Regions from separate parts of the Homo sapiens genome. Here region 2 is linked to region 1. Evidence: read pairs that join two places in POLR2A ChIA-PET (ENCODE). Cell type or tissue: MCF 10A. All regions are shown on one strand. Links, peaks and the distances in the headings refer to the core of each region. The heading gives the core; the rest is flanking DNA. Region 1 overlaps KRT24 (keratin 24). Region 2 overlaps SMARCE1 (SWI/SNF related BAF chromatin remodeling complex subunit E1).

What was found. ChIA-PET counts read pairs that join two places held together with the same protein. Peaks named below come from ENCODE experiments on the same cell type or tissue, not always from the same donor. Only the 100,000 strongest peaks of a DNase experiment are listed, where the experiment ranks them.
Region 2: POLR2A ChIA-PET joins it to region 1 with 10 read pairs; 12 of 35 experiments call an interaction of 5 or more read pairs at or near these places.

What each region holds. Positions count from the first base shown.
Region 1 is chr17:40,691,806-40,700,144 of GRCh38, reverse strand. KRT24 (keratin 24) reads left to right here. Exons shown (of 8, transcript NM_019016.3): 5 at 22-147; 6 at 484-701; 7 at 1,495-1,607; 8 at 1,805-2,154. The coding sequence ends at 1,908. It overlaps LOC105371775 (a long non-coding RNA gene), which reads right to left. Exons shown (of 4, transcript XR_934751.2): 4 at 2,305-2,689. Among named protein-coding and RNA genes, the nearest start is that of KRT24, 7.8 kb to the left of the region's middle. In MCF 10A, for the core only: no CTCF peak of the experiment used is centred there; a DNase peak (open chromatin) is centred at 3,294.
Region 2 is chr17:40,629,836-40,638,174 of GRCh38, reverse strand. It overlaps SMARCE1 (SWI/SNF related BAF chromatin remodeling complex subunit E1), which reads left to right. Exons shown (of 11, transcript NM_003079.5): 5 at 603-683; 6 at 1,649-1,780; 7 at 2,073-2,244; 8 at 5,808-5,980; 9 at 6,482-6,583; 10 at 7,251-7,461. Among named protein-coding and RNA genes, the nearest start is that of SMARCE1, 14 kb to the left of the region's middle. In MCF 10A, for the core only: no CTCF peak of the experiment used is centred there; no DNase peak of the experiment used is centred there.

The DNA.
Region 1 (8,339 bases), core at 92-8,091:
CTGCATTATGTTTGTATTTAGAGCGCATCACTACAAGCACAAATCTCCACTGATGCTGGGGCAGCCACTTCTGCCAAGAATGAGATAACAGAACTAAAACGTACCCTGCAAGCCCTGGAAATTGAGCTTCAGTCCCAACTGGCCATGGTATGTGCAAATAGCTTTTCACATTTTCCAACAGGGAGTTAAGCAAATGCAGTTTTCTTTCTTTGCCAAGAGGTTCACTAGGCACATAAAAAAGGCAGTGTTAAGGAGAACTGCATTATGATTATAGAAAGCATTAAAAGTTAAAGATAATGTACTCTATTTTGCATAAAAGATTTAGTTTAAAAAGAAGTGCCAACCAAAATTAAAGAAGCAATGATATAACAATATAGGTTATATGGCGAAGGTGCACTTCTAGTGCCACATAAAATTGCATTTTTAAAAAATCATCCAATGATTTATTTTCATCATGAATTTTTTATTTGCTTTTTCTCTTAGAAAAGCTCCCTGGAGGGAACCCTGGCTGACACAGAAGCTGGCTACGTGGCTCAGCTGTCAGAAATTCAAACGCAGATCAGTGCCCTGGAGGAGGAGATCTGCCAGATCTGGGGTGAGACTAAATGCCAGAACGCAGAGTACAAGCAATTGCTGGACATCAAGACACGCCTGGAGGTGGAGATCGAGACCTACCGCCGCCTGCTCGATGGAGAGGGAGGGTAAACCAAAGTCATGAACAAACTAAAATGCATACCTTAGTGAATTTATTTTATAAAACCAAAATGGGACTCAGGGCTTAGACTTGTATATATAGAGAGTAATAAAGTAACAGACACAGGCTGCGTGCAGTGGCTCAGGCCTGTAATCCCAGCACTTTGGGAGGCTGAGGTGGGAGAATCACGTGAGCCCAGGAGTTCAAGACCAGCTTGAGCAACATAGCAAAACCCCTTCCTCTTCAAAAAATAATTTTTAAAAAATTAGCTGGAGGCTGGGCACAGTGGCTCATGCCTGTAATCCCGGCACTTTGGGAGGCCAAGGCAGGCAGATCACGTGAGGTCAGGAGTTCGAGACCAGCCTGGCCAACATGGTGAAATCCTGTCTCTACTAAAAATACAAAAATTAGCCAGGCGTGGTGGCACACACCTGTAGTCCCAGCTACTCAGGGGACTGAGGCGGGAAGATCACTTGAGCTCAGGAGGCTGAGGCTGCAGTGAGCTGTAATCATGCCACTATACTCCAGCCTGGGTGATAGAACGAGACCTTGTCTCAAAAAAAAAAAAAAAAAAATTAGCTGGGCATGGTGGTGCACACCTATAATCCCAGATACTGGGGAGGCTGAGACAGGAGGATCACTTGAGCCCAGGAGTGCAAGGTTGAACAAAAAAGCAGCAGACACAATCCAATTAAAACACATAAACACATCCAAAACTTCATCATGAAGAATCCCCGGGGCGGAGGCTTTCTCCTGCCTTTGCAAACTGCAAAGGAAAACATAATTCTTTTTTTCTCCAGTGGTTCTAGTTTTGCAGAATTTGGTGGTAGAAACTCAGGATCTGTAAACATGGGATCCAGGGATCTGGTATCTGGTGACTCAAGATCTGGAAGCTGTTCTGGTCAAGGACGAGGTAGACTTTTTTTAATATTGATAATAGTTCTGTAATTTAAAAGTGAAGACATACTTTGCTTGTCATACTAAAAGAGTCCGCTATTTTTTACATAATCTTACCCAGACAGAACACGTTGAATGCATGTGATTGAATTTCTCTTGCTCTGTGTTTCTGTGAGAGTTTCCAGACTGACATTGCAATCCCATGATTTTCAGATTCAAGCAAGACTAGAGTGACTAAGACTATCGTAGAGGAGTTGGTGGATGGCAAGGTTGTCTCGTCTCAAGTCAGCAGTATTTCTGAGGTGAAAGTTAAATAAGGAACTTCCAGATCAACAAAAGTGTCTTTCAAAGAAAAAAAAATCAAGAAGGACACAAGCGAAGAAATGGCATCAATCTAGGCATCTTTCTGGATAATTTCAGGAAAAGCTTCAGTCCAGAAATGGATGACTAGCCAACTTTTCTGCATCTTCTTATTTCCTCATTAGAATGCTCTTGAAATAGCTGAATTAACAACTTTGCTTTAATTGTTTCTATGCTTCAATAAATTTACTTTTGCAAGTTAATTATTACTTATTTTTTTAAAAAGTATTTTACCTAGGAAGGAAGCTATCAAGTATGATCTAGCTGCATGACTATATTACTAATGTCAGTTCATTCTTTATATCTTACTGTTGTAACTGAGCGAGTTATAGAGAAATGACACACTCTGAGACTAATTCAGGAGTCCTTTTATTGCCGGCGAACAAGACGGCTAGAGCTCAAAATTCTCTCGGCCCCGAAGAAGGGGCTAGATTTCTTTTTATATCGTGGTCTAAATAGGGGAGAGGGAGTTTAGCTGAAGCAATTTTTACAGAAGCAGAACAGGCAAACCAATTAAGAAAGATTAATTGGTTACAGAAACAGTTACAGAAAAGTAAACAGTTCCAGGTGCAGGGGCTCAAACTATCACAAAGAGATAATGCAGGGGCTTTGGGTGCCATCCCCCAAGCGCGTCCTCAGGAACTGCTGATTTAGCTTGCCTCGATATCTCATCAGTAAGCGCATTCCTGGATGTGCTCGGAGTCAGCTTGCACTACTTATGCCTTTAAGGGAGGGGAGCTGCAAGTGAAGAAACAAAAATGGAGTCTGTCCGGCTCTCTCAGCTAAGAGAGACAATCAGGTTAAAACGAGGTAGGGTATCACATTACCTTCTTTATACAATTCAGATTATAGTCATTTTTTTAATGTGGGCATTTTTAATGGCATCACATAAGAACTCAGTGGCATGATAGCTGAAATTAGACTACCGTGTCAACGGCTTAGCCCACAAAGAAGGATGTGATTATTTTAATAATCAACTTATAATTAATGTCTAGTTTATATATGTCCATCACTGAACTCGATATTTTATAAGATAAAAAAGAAACTCAAAATCTCCCTCCTACTTCAAAAAGCTCACATTTCAGCAGAGAAGAAGAGCTAAAACACAAAGAAGACAGCAAGCAATAAAAAGCTGTTAATAGTAAAGACTTGATTTCACAATCTGCATCAGAAGTGACATAGGAATCAGACATGTGTGTTTACAGGACATTTAGGACAGGGGCCAAAAAAGAGTCTTGGGAAATAAGATTGGCTATGTGATATGGCAATCTGATTTCCTGAAACCTTGAAAGCCCCAAAGAGAAGAGATCCTCAGGCACTTGTTCCCCTGCCAAATCTAGCCACATCTTTAGCCAAAACCTGCCACTTCGCCAAGCTGGTGTTTCTTTTCCCCAGTCTCCACTGCTAAGATCTTTCATCCCGTTGGTGGTCATAGCCCTATTCTTTCATTTCTACAGTATCCCTGAGGCCACATGGCTTTGTCTTGTCTTGTTTGGGATGATGAAACCTGTTAAGATTGGGTAGGAGGTGGTACGGGCCCCAGGAAGAACCAGGCATAGCACCAACCCAGGCTGGCTAAGGGCTTTCTCAATCAAGGAATTTAATATGCCCATATCACAAATTAGAGAATCAACTCTACAAGCCAGTCCTCAAGGAAAGAACACGGGACGTGGCATAAAAAGCCAAATGTAAAGTTATAAAAGGACAAATCTGAACATGTATCTTCCAATATAAAACCAATTAAGAATTGTGTGAGCATATCAAACCTATCATCAAAACATGTAGTTTTTCATCTTCTGGGCACATTGAATAAAACTTAAAATGAACCTCTGGGTACATTATGACTTCTGCTTAAATAGCTAACCACAGAATAAGGTTAATAGCTAACCACAGAATAAACATTAAACCACTACTCAAAGAAAAAGAGCAATGTTAAGTTGCTTAAGTCAAAGCTGTTTTCCACCATCAAATCATTACAATAAATAAAACCCTGAATGCTTCTTCTCTGCTGAAATACTAAAAGTCTGAACCAGCTCATCCAACTGGATTCATAGCTCAAGAGCAGAAATGGAAATCTGCCGTAAGCAGCCTGCAGAACCTAAGCCATCCCGGCCACATCAGCGAAGCCTCTCTCTGTGGGTCTTCTCAAGTCTAACCTTCTAGCTGTGGATTTTGGCCACCTGAGACCTATGTTCATGGCTAGTACTATTTTCATGTCAAGGCAAAAGTATAAGGCTACTCTGAAAGTCATCTCGAGGTGAAAACCCTCATCTGTTCTTCCTTGTCATGCGTTAAGATGCTGCGTTTGTACTGAATGATTGTTTACAAATATAGAAAAGGCCCAATCATAGACACCAGAACACTGAGACACAATAGAATGTGTTGTTAAGGGCATGTTCAATTTTGAAAACTGAAACTATTCAACCATTTTGGATCATAAAACGTATTTACAGTGCTGAATAAAAAGTTAAGGACATGGTGTTCATACATTATTACTTGCCTTAAAATTATTTTAAAACTCTACAATAGGAATATGTTTATTGTGAGACCCTAAAGTTCAGCTCTCCAGGCAATTTTTTTGCTTTGTTTTGTTACAGGGTCTCGCTCTGTTGCCCAGGCTGGAGTGTAGTGGTGCCATCTCGATTCACCTGCAGCCTCAACTTCCTGGGCTCAAGCAATCCTCCCACCTCAGCCTCCTGAGTAGCTGCAGGCAACCATGCCCAGCTAATTTTGTTTATTTTTTGTAGAGATGGAGTTTCACTATGTTGCCCAGGCTGGTCTCAAACTCCTGGGCTCAAGCAATCCTCCCACCTCGGCCTTCCAAAGGGCTGGGGTTATAGGCATGAACGACTGCATTCAGCCTCAACTTTTGAATGAGAGGAACACATTTCTTTTTTCTAAGAGTGGATTTACTGTAAGAAGGGAGAGCTCATGCCCACATGCACATGGGCTTTCTTTTTTGTTTGTTTGTTTTTTTTGAGACAGAGTCTCTCGCTTGTCGCCCAGGCTGGAGTGCAGCGGCGCGATCTCGCCTCCACCTCCCAGGTTCAAGCGATTCTCCTGCCTCAGCCTCCTGAGTAGCTGGGATTACAGGCACGCGCCACCAAGCCCAGCTAATTTTTGTATTTTTAGTAGAGACGGGGTTTCACCATGTTGGCCAGGCTGGTCTCGAACTCCTGACCTTGGGATCCGCCCACCTCGGCCTCCCAAAGTGCTGGGATTACAGGCGTGAGCCACCGCACCCAGCCTCGCACATGGGTTTTCACCCGTTGACTTTTAATCCAGAGATTCACAGGGTTGTTTTTTCTTTCTCACCTCAGGGAAGTATACACAAGAATGATGAGAATGGTCGACGTGGCATCCATCCTCACAGAGATGACAAACAAGAAACAAGGTTCACAGCAGGCAGCTCAGAGTAAACGGCTAAAGTATTTGAAGCTCTAAGGAAAGTGGCCTAAACTGGCTTGACGACTTCGTGGAATTAGACAGTGTTCACCCAGGAGGAGACAAACTGGTGAATATAAATCACCCAAAATGAAGCTCAAGTAATATTATCCACACAACCTCCTCAAGGAACAAAATACTACAAGTAATAAACCACTTTAAAAACTTTTCAGTGGCTGAGATATGACACTTGGGTAACAGAAAATATTGATCAAGCCCTTCTGAAAACAAAGTACTCATTTGTAATATCAATGTCAATATGAAATGATAATGCAGGAAAGAAGCAAATGTTAATAGTTCAACCACTTTTTTAAAAGTTAGCACTTAAATAGCAGGTAAGGGACAAGCCCAGAGGTATCCTGTGTACAAAGCTTGGACTTCCAGAGAGGGGGCATGATGAAGTTATTTTGCTGACAGAACCACAAGGAACATGAAGCTTATAACATGTGCTTTGTTATAAGCACATGCGAGCTTATAACAAAATTGCGATAGGATGTGCATTGCATGCCTCAGTCACCCAGGCTGGAGTGCAGTGGTGCAATCACAGCTCACTGCTGCCTAGACCTCCTGAGCTCAAGCGATCCTCCCACCTCAGCCCCCTGAGTAGCTGGGACTACAGGTGTGCTCCACCATGCCCAGCTAATTTTTGTATTTTTTGTAGAGATGGGGTTTTGCTGGGATTACGGGAGTGGCTCACACCTGTAATCTCAGCACTTTGGGAGGCTGAGGCGGGAGGATCACTTGAGCCCAGGAGTTTGAGACCAGCCTGAGCAACATAGTAGGATCCTATCTCTACAAAAAAATACAAAAATTAGCTGGTACTGGTGGCATGTGCCTGTAGTCCCAGCTACTCAGGAGGCTAAGGCAGGAGAATCGCTTGAGCCCAGGAGGTTGAGGCTGCTATGAGCTGTGATGGCACCACTGCACTCCAGCCTGGGTGACAGAGTGAGACCTGGTCTCAAAAAGAAAAAAAAAAATTAGAGAAAGTGTAGCTCTATGTGGTTCCACCTGTGATGTAAAAGCATTACAATAAATTAATGTCTATAATTAACCTATGTAGATGTTTCTATAATAAGTGATGTCGAGCAGAATAACTTTTTGAGCAATCCAAAGGAGAAAAAACAGGAGGGCAAAAGGAATTTATATTTCATAAGCACGTGTTATGTATATAAACACTTTGTATCTATGTTTACATTTTATTTCACTTAATCCACAAACTCTCTGATGTAGGTATTACTGTTCCCATTTTATAGATGAAGAAAATAAAGCTGGGAGAGGTCATTTATTTAAAGGCCTCTCCCTTTAAATAAAGTGGAAAAATTACAAGTTAAAGCTCCATCTCCTAATTCCATGAGCTAGAATTCTACTCTACCAAAATAAGTGAAGTTCTGTAGTTTCATATCCTAGACTCACCAAGTGGCCTATTTCTGTGAGAGGTACCCCCCAAAAGTACTTTTTTTTTTTCATTTTTCCAAAACTGCTTCTCCCTCGCCTAAACAGGGAGGCTTCAAAATTTCCAGAACAGTTTTCTATCTATGTAGACAGGAGAAACCTGTTGACATTGGAGACCAGAAGAACTAAAAAAGATACCCATTGGTCTGAGTTCAGATATAAAGCAGGCTACCACATGGCCCTTTGGCCACTAAAACTGAAGCTGGATTTCAAGTTAAGGGCAAAACCAGGGGAAGACCAGCTTTCTAAGCAGGACAGGAGCATCTTGAAATGAGCTTCATAATCTCACAGTAGTAGCAACTGGAGGAAACTATTTCATTGAAAACCAATTTTTTAAAAATAAAAATAGAGACAGGGTCTCAATATGTTGCCCAGGCTGGTCTCCAACTCCTGGCCTGAAGTGATCCTCCTGCCTCAGCCTCCCAAAGTGCCGACATTACAGGCATGAGCCACCACGCCTGGCCAAAAACCAACTTTATATGTGCAGAAAGTACATATGATATGTAATTCTAAGCAAGAGCCATTCTAAAATTTTTATAACAATAAGGTGGTGAGGTGATCCTCTGCAAAGAATTTTATTAAAAAATTAACATATATTTTGAGAAATGTAATCACATTTCCAAGCATCCTCTCTCATCCTTGAAAACCCTCTACTTGTGCAATTCATAACTGAAATGATTAATGCCCAGAATTTACTGACCTGTGGAAAGAGCTTTTCCATAACTATCACAACTTTTGTTAATTAATTCTAACACTTTCATCTTTAGACACACTCTGCTTTTAGCTTGCAGGTGTCTGTAAATAAATTGCTTCGTATGATCTTTATTAATTTTAAATAAATTGCTTCATGTGATTTTTTATTAGTTTGACTAAGACCAAGACACTAGACTTTTAAATCTCCATGATGGGTTTTATGCAAATGAGGGCTTTGTTACACCGATTCAAGATGAGGTAACTTTGCTTGCCCCACTGGCTGTTCCACATCCAAATTTTCTATGAAGATTCAATATCATTGCTTTGTGATTTCTATTACAATCATAGCAACATAAAATTCCCAGAATGTTAAAGAGTTGGGTGGTGACTTTTATTCCAACCTCCCACCCAGAACAGAAATTGTCCCTGAAAGATTATTCTAGGTCTTCAGTCTGTGGCTGAAGGTCCCTGGAGCTTGGAAAGATCATGACTTTGTAAGGCAGTCCATTTCATTTAAGAACAGGTGTAATGTTAGAAATGTCTTCGTTTCCAAATCTGTCTCCCTGTGTAACTTCCAGCTCTTTGATTCTGGTTTAGCCCTTTAGAGCTATTTTCAAATGGCCATTGTGTCTCCTCTTTTCTAGACAAAAATCCTAATTTCTTTAGCCATGCCTCATTTGGCATTGTTTCCATACTCTTCATTATATGGGCCAGGTGTTTCGGATGTAGTTAACATATTTGCTATTAAATATTCTCTCTAGAATATGACATGCAAAACTAAACAGAAGGGCCAAGAGCT
Region 2 (8,339 bases), core at 271-8,270, 62 kb after region 1:
CTTTACAAGAAAACCACTAGGTAACAGACAGAACCTTAAGAGAAATAAAATCTCTAGCCTGGCAAAGGAGGTAAGGTGGTTTGTTATTTCACTAATTGTTTTTGTTTTTGAACCTGGGAAGTTGTTTTTGTGGTGGTGTTGGGAGTACATTCCTAGTGCTAATAGGTTAAGGCCCCTGTAGACAGTGTGAGAATGGTAAGTGTTAAGGGTTCAGATCCTGCTGCAGATAATCAAGTGTTGACTGTATGTGTAATGGTAATTGAGCAGAATAAGAGGGTACCAGGTAATGTCCTGAACTTGAGACGGTTGATATATAACCATATATTTTCAATGTATGGGTTACTGTGTAATATTTTATTTGTTCTTGCAGCCAGGTTGTCAAAGCATTGGCAATAAACTGCTAAGTAAAACATTTAAAAATTATGTGCTTAAAGTCATTTTCTTTTGAACATTTCTGAATTTGCAGTGATAGCTATTTTCAGTGAAGAAAATATTTGGACGAATAGAAGAAAGGCGCATTAGAATTTTTTAAGGGACTCTCTTTTCAGTTTGCCAGTGAACTCCTTACAGTTGAATAATGAATGTATTTAACTCTTTCGTAGGCATCCTCTGGTATCACGATTCCAAAACCCCCAAAGCCACCAGATAAGCCGCTGATGCCCTACATGAGGTACAGCAGAAAGGTAGGTGCTTAGGACCTGGTAAGGAGTGAGGACACTGTCTTTGCTGCTTCTTTGCTTAACATCCAACTTTAGATCGGCTTAGCCAGCTTTTCTGTGCATATTCAGAGGAAAGGTCCAAAAAAATACGGTTTTTAAAGCAATTAGTTCTGATTTCAAAATTCCAGAACTAAAATCCAACAAGAGGAGCGTGATTAAATAAACTGTTAAAATCCTTAAGATAGAATGTTCTATAGCCATTAAAGTCATTTCTTTTGGAGAATATTTAATGACGTGAGGAAAATGTTAAGTGAAGGAGGACTGCAAGACTACATGAATTAATATCTCATTTTTATAAAAATAATAGCAACCACATGTTAGTTTGAAGGGGGAAAACACAGAAGACAATAATTATCTCTAAGCAGTAAGCTTATGGTAGTTTTTATTTTCTTTTCCTCAAGTTTTCCTTTTTTTTTTTTTTTTTTTGGTGATGAGCCTACATTACTCTTAAAATAAAAAAAGTAGCCAATATCTTTATTAAAAGGCAGAGCATTATAACCACTATCTAGAAATGTTAAACCTTTTGATCTTGACTATTATATTTGTATTTGATAATATGATGTACCGTGTTATGCAAATTAAGCACTTTTCTTCTAAATTCACATGAACTTTTAGAGACGTAGACTATGTTATTGAAGTAACTCATCCTAAGTGTCTGTAGTGATTGGAGATATTCTTGCTTATCAAATTGAAGTATTTATAAGTGAGTGACGTGATGTCTGAGATCTATCTTAAAGTAATCCAGTAGGGCAAAGATAACTTGAGATTGGCCAGTTCTTGATAATTTTTGAAGTAGGCTGATGAGTACCTAGAAATTTGATACTGTTTTCTCTGCTTTGTATGTTGAAAAGTTTCCACATTAAAAACTATTTTTAAAGGTCTATACGTTTAGACATCAGTATTAACATTTCATCTGTTTTCTTTTTAAGGTCTGGGACCAAGTAAAGGCTTCCAACCCTGACCTAAAGTTGTGGGAGATTGGCAAGATTATTGGTGGCATGTGGCGAGATCTCACTGATGAAGAAAAACAAGAATATTTAAACGAATACGAAGCAGAAAAGGTAGGGTAGGGGCTCACAGTGGGATAGATAATGTGTAAAGTACATAAAACATTGGCTTACTATTTATAAAAGTAACATAAGATTTGGTCAGAACACTGATGCAGTACTGAGGCTCTGTCTACCTGAGTCAAGTCAGTTTCTCAAGGCCTCAGATTTCTTGCCTGTAAAAAGGAGATAATTATCCCAACACCCTGTTTACATCATATCTTTTGATATTCAAGTGAGATAACATAGGTCTGCATTATAACCTGCAAAATGTTAATTATAAAACCAAAAAACATTTGAATTTCAGATAGAGTACAATGAATCTATGAAGGCCTATCATAATTCCCCCGCGTACCTTGCTTACATAAATGCAAAAAGTCGTGCAGAAGCTGCTTTAGAGGAAGAAAGTCGACAGAGACAATCTCGCATGGAGAAAGGAGAACCGTACATGAGCATTCAGCCTGCTGAAGATCCAGATGGTAAAAGAAAAAAAGTGGGGTTTTGTTTATGCTTTCTCTGTGAGTTAAGATATGAGAAATCTCTTAAGTATAAGTTTTTATTTCTTATCCTAAATGGAAAAGAAAGTATAATTTAAGTATCGTCTTAGTATTTTGGTTATATTGAGTAAGATTTGTATGTGAATTTCCCACAAGAAAAAGAAATATCCTTTTCAGTGCAGAAAATAGCAAAAATTATTGATTGTTTATCAAAATCTTTGTACTCAAAATGCACGAAAGGTTTTTAAATCACAATCAGGATTTTGCCTCATCTGCTTTTAAAAAGCTAAATGCATTCTAATTATATCTTGTTTTCTTATTGGTTCACTAAATTCGCTGAATTAAAGGCTCTTAAGGGAGAAGCTAATGAGTATGTGGAAACATGAAGTTTCCTTTCCATTTAATTCAGAAATCCAATAAGAATGTATAAATATAGCTCATGCTACTATTTGTATGGGTGTACATGAGGGTATACCCATACAAATTGTATACATGCACACGAATGGCAGAGCTTCCTAATTGCCATTCTGTATGAGTAGTTAGCAGGTGTTCTGATTGTTCTGGTCTTGTGCAGCCAGGCAGGGTCTGAAGCTGCGAGGAGACCCAGAGATAGCCACCTGCAGTGTGAACACACTCAACCACATATCTAGTGTGCTGTATAAACATTAATAGTTTCTCTGTATACTGCTATGATGTGCAAAAGGTTAGAAGCTTTAGCTGCAAGCGACAAGAACATCAGGAAAATGATTTAAGATCCCATCTTAAAGTAGCAGTAACAAAGAGGAAGGCTATAAGAACTTTAAAGACAATATCAATGAGGGAGGAAGCAATAATAGTACCTGAAGACAAGAATAAGTTGATAAAAGTGGGGAAAAACAGAAGTCATTTTTAAAAATAATGTACTGGAATATTGTCAAATGTTCTCATAAATACAGACAGTGGAATGTAATACTATAGAGAATAGAATATGGAATAGAAACAGTATTGAATGTTAAGCAGAATCAGCAGTGCTAAAGACACACTAGCATCCTCACACTTTAATTACTCAAATGGGGTGATTAATGCAAGAGAAACATACAGAACTAAAAATCAGAAGACAATCCAGTCTACAGATATTGGGAGGATGGAGGTCAGTACAAGAGGAAACAAAGGCTAGCAACGTAAGTAGAAAATAACTAAAGCTTTCATTAACACCATGAACACTGAGAAGGACTAAAGAGATTCACTCAGAAACAGTCTGAAACTTGGGCCTATGATGTTTTTAACTTTCAGATTGGGTCTTAAAGTTGCTAGTAAATTCAGGTAGCAATTAAGATGCCAATATGAGAATGTCTTTAGCATACCAGTACGAAAATGATTAGAAAGAGGAATACTTGGGAGGTGGAAATGTATGTCAAATGTACATAACAGAAAGGTGGCATCTGCATGAAGTACAACAGCTACTGACTTCTTTAACAGAGGACTATCAAAAGATAGACATTGCCAGGCGCCATGGCTCACGCCTGTAATCCCAATACTTTGGGAAACTGAAGCAGGAGGATCGTTTGTGGCCAAGAGTTTGAGACCAGCCTGGGCAACACAGCAAGACCTTATCTCTACAGGATACTTAAAAATTAGCTGGGCATGGCGGCTTGTGCCTGTAGTCCCAGCTACTCCAGCTGAGGCTGAGGTAGGAGGATCAGTTGAGCCCAGGAGTTCAAGGCTGCAGTGAGCTATGATCATGCCACTGTCCTCCATCCTGGATGACAGGGCAATAACCAGTCTCAAAAAAAAGAAAAAAAAAAGAGGGCATGTGCAATTATCCACACAAGACAATGAAGGCTTTTATTCAGTGAGAGCCTCTTCATCATAGGATAAATAGCTGTTCAATTAGATCATAACCAGAGAAGCCATTCCCCCAAAAAAGGAAGCAGACGACTAACATGCAAAGAAGAACAAGCCCAAATTGCTTAGACCTTATGTCCCCATCTGTGGTCAACACTGGGGCCATATAAATGAAAGAAGAAAACAAAAGCTAACAACAAAAACAGATAACTTAGACAGATGTAGCACAGATGTACCATATATAACCCTAAAGGTGAAAAACTCTTAAAAAGTAGAAAGGTTACAGAGTTTTAAAAAAACTGTATCTTACCCAGTAGTTTTAATTTCAGAAGTTTATTTCCTAAAGAAATTACTCAAAAGGAAACAAAAGTAATTTTTTTAACTTTTTACAAAAACAACAGTTTTTAGCTGTAGTATTTATAATAATGAGAATTTTAGGAACTACTTAAGTGCCAGACAATAAGGGAGGTGCTAAACTGACATAGCAGCGCAACATAGGCCTCTGTAACAGGGTTTCCCCTGTAACAAGGTTTTCTTAAGTGTGGTTCCTCCCTGTCTGGTGGGTCACTGAGGTGATTAAGTGGTTCAGAGAGGAGCGTTTGTTTTAATATGTATTACTAAAGAGAAAGCTCTTTTTTTTTTTAAGTGAGTTAGTTTAAAGAAAAATATTAAGTAAACGATAGTACAGGCTGTTAGTAGATATATGAAAAACTATGAAGGTGATAGAGCAAAGACTGAGATTAAGGAAACACTAGATAGCTATTAAAAATAAGCCTGTAGTGTGTGTGCAGTGGCTCACACCTGTAATCCCAGCGCTTTGGGAGGCCAGGATGGGCAGATCACATGGGGTCAGGAGTTCAAGACCACCCTAGCCAACATGGTGAAATCCCATCTCTACTAAAAATACAAAAATTGGCCGGGCGTGGTGTCATGCGCCTGTAATTCCTGCTACTTGGGAGGCCGAGGCACAAGAATCACTTGAACCTGGCAGGTGGAGGTTGCAGTGAGCTGAGACTGGGCCACTGTACTCCAGCCTGGGTAACAAGAGGGAGATTCTGTCTCAAAACGAAACAGAAGCATATAAACCAGACCCATACTGTATGAACTTGGGTCATACCATTACACACTGACAACAGCTGGCTAAGTGTAAACTGACAAAAATTAAATTTGGAATCAGACATTTATTTTTCTTCTATAAAATTACTTGAGGGCCTGGGAAACTGAATATTGTTAGAGGTGATGTATTCTCTGCTGTCATAATTTTACAAATGGGCATTTTCATTCATTTTTAAAGTGCTACAAGTGACAAAGTCACTGCCCAGTTCATATGTTGTTCATTAGTTGTTAAATGCCTTAAGTTACTACCAAGAGAGTGAAACATTGGGCAGAATTTCAATTACTGCCATCACATACAGCCTTCACATTGATTCCGAAGCCAGAAGAGACATGTTGTATCTCGTTTATGTTTTAGCCAAATCCTTCTCAGACACAACATTATCACTTAAAGACTGTGAGATAAATTACTACCTTGGCCAATGAACACATTACGTCCTCTGTATGGTTTTTATCAAGTAACTGCCCCAGTGCTCCCATGACGCTGGGCAGGTCCACTTGTTAGGCCAGTGAGGGCCATAGTTCGTTGGTAATTAAGTGTTAACATTGTTACACTCCTTTTTATGGTTACTGGTGACCTGATTTCCAGAACAATTTGTTCACTCCAGATTATGATGATGGCTTTTCAATGAAGCATACAGCCACCGCCCGTTTCCAGAGAAACCACCGCCTCATCAGTGAAATTCTTAGTGAGAGTGTGGTGCCAGACGTTCGGTCAGTTGTCACAACAGCTAGAATGCAGGTCCTCAAACGGCAGGTCCAGTCCTTAATGGTTCATCAGGTAAAGTCATAAAACATTCATTTCAATAAGATGTGCCTATACCACAAATCCCAGGTGATATGATTCCTACACCATGCCTAAATCTACCTGTTAAATATGTCAATCTAACCTGTTCCTGATTTGGAGAAGAGGTTTAAGGAAGTGGACCTTTCCCAGATGTTTAATAAGTTTGTCATTAAAAACTATAATATAGAACCTTGTAATGGAAAGTATATTCGTTAAGAAATACGTGTGAACTTAAGAATTTTGAGGCATCCTATCAATCTTTACTGCTATGCTAAATATTTTTTCCCAAGGAATTGCTCAGGCCTGAAACAGTATTCTTTAACATTTACCTATTGATCATAATCATTTCTTTGTGCTGCATTTTGTATTTTTTAAATCTTAGCTAGACTCATGTGATAAATGATCTAAAGTTCAAAACATTATTTGGTACACTGTTTGAAAGTATGGACCATTAAAAAATGAGACACAATTATGAAGCCTGATCCTGTCTTGCAGCGAAAACTAGAAGCTGAACTTCTTCAAATAGAGGAACGACACCAGGAGAAGAAGAGGAAATTCCTGGAAAGCACAGATTCATTTAACAATGAACTTAAAAGGGTATCTGTTTAATATGTTAACTATACTTTTATCACTATACCTGTTACTTTATTTTTCCTCATTCTTTTTTCCAAAATAGTGTTTTTATTGAATGTTGTTCACTTTGAAACAGGGCTAACTTTATTATAAACCTGTAGGATCCTTTTTTTATAAGATTGTTCCCATTCTCTGGCAAAATTGCAATAAATTTGAAATATCATAGAGTATACACATATCTTCTAGGCCTGTAAATGCTAGAGCCCTCTGATATGTTAAACTCCCATACAGTCATTAATTACTTTCATTTTATTGTGATTTATTCATCAAATGTCGTCATTAAATGTAATTTATAATTTGCACTTTGCATTCAGACAAGGAAATCTAGTTGGTAGCCCAAAATGTAAAACGGAAGCCTTATGTATACCCCAGAACTTTCACTATTTTGCCTCACCAGCTGCTCTGGAATATCCTATATTATACAACTGCTAGAGCTGCTGTTTTTTCTTGTAGACCCAAGAGTTTCAGAGAAGACCTAGAACCACATTTTTTTGGCACACACACACACACATACAGGTGTATAGATATATATATATAGTTTATAGGCAAGAAAACCAACTTTTGAAAGAATATATCTGGCTCAAAAATTATAAGGAAAAAACATTACGGAGTTCTGTTTTTTTCTGATTAGTTGTGCGGTCTGAAAGTAGAAGTGGATATGGAGAAAATTGCAGCTGAGATTGCACAGGCAGAGGAACAGGCCCGCAAAAGGCAGGAGGAAAGGGAGAAGGAGGCCGCAGAGCAAGCTGAGCGCAGTCAGAGCAGCATCGTTCCTGAGGAAGAACAAGCAGCTAACAAAGGCGAGGAGAAGAAAGACGACGAGAACATTCCGATGGAGACAGGTAACCCACTAGCAACAAACGCAGAGGCAGTGCCAAGACTTTGTACGGCTGTCTTTAATTTAGGTTTTTCTTTCTAAGTGCAAGTATTCTGGTACCTGCCACTGAGGGTGATTCCCAGTACTAAATTTGACATGATATTGACATTCAGTATTTTAACCTTTAAATGCTTACATTATTTATCAAGATGTGGTTATTACCGTTAAGATTAATTGTCTTTGGTGTCCTAGGACAGCATTCTGCAAAGTAATACCTGTAAGCCAATCCTGCCCACCACTTGTTTTTGTAAATAAAACTGGAACACAGCCACACTTGTTTGTTTACATACTGTCTGTGGCTGCTTTGGGGATAAAACAGTATAGTTGAGTAGTTGCAACAACAACTGCCTGGCCTGCGAAGTCTAAAATATTTTCTATCTGGCTCTTTACAGAAAAAAATTGCCAGCTCTGTCCTAGAAAAACCCTTACTTCTAGGTATACTGATTTTCCTGATTAAAAGCATCCCTCAAGGTAAAAAATAATAATAATAACTTGTATAAATAAAACTTACATAAAGTACTGATTACATTGATCGTCACTTGTAATTTTGAGATCACCTTACCTCATGGCACTGTTTTAACACTGCCTAGTACACTGTGTAAACAGGACTAAGCTAAAAGTAGTTATGGAAAACAAAACCAAAGGCTTCCTGGAGCATCGTTGCAAGAAGTGGGAGGGACAGTAGTCATACTTGGTACTCAGATGACAACCATCTGGAAAACATGTAATGGAATATAGATATCTTTACCAGGTATTTCTGCAAAATTTAATCCAGCAGATTAACATTTGAAATGGTCATATTTTAAGTTTCAGTATCTGAGTCTCTTTCTGTTTTGTATGAAT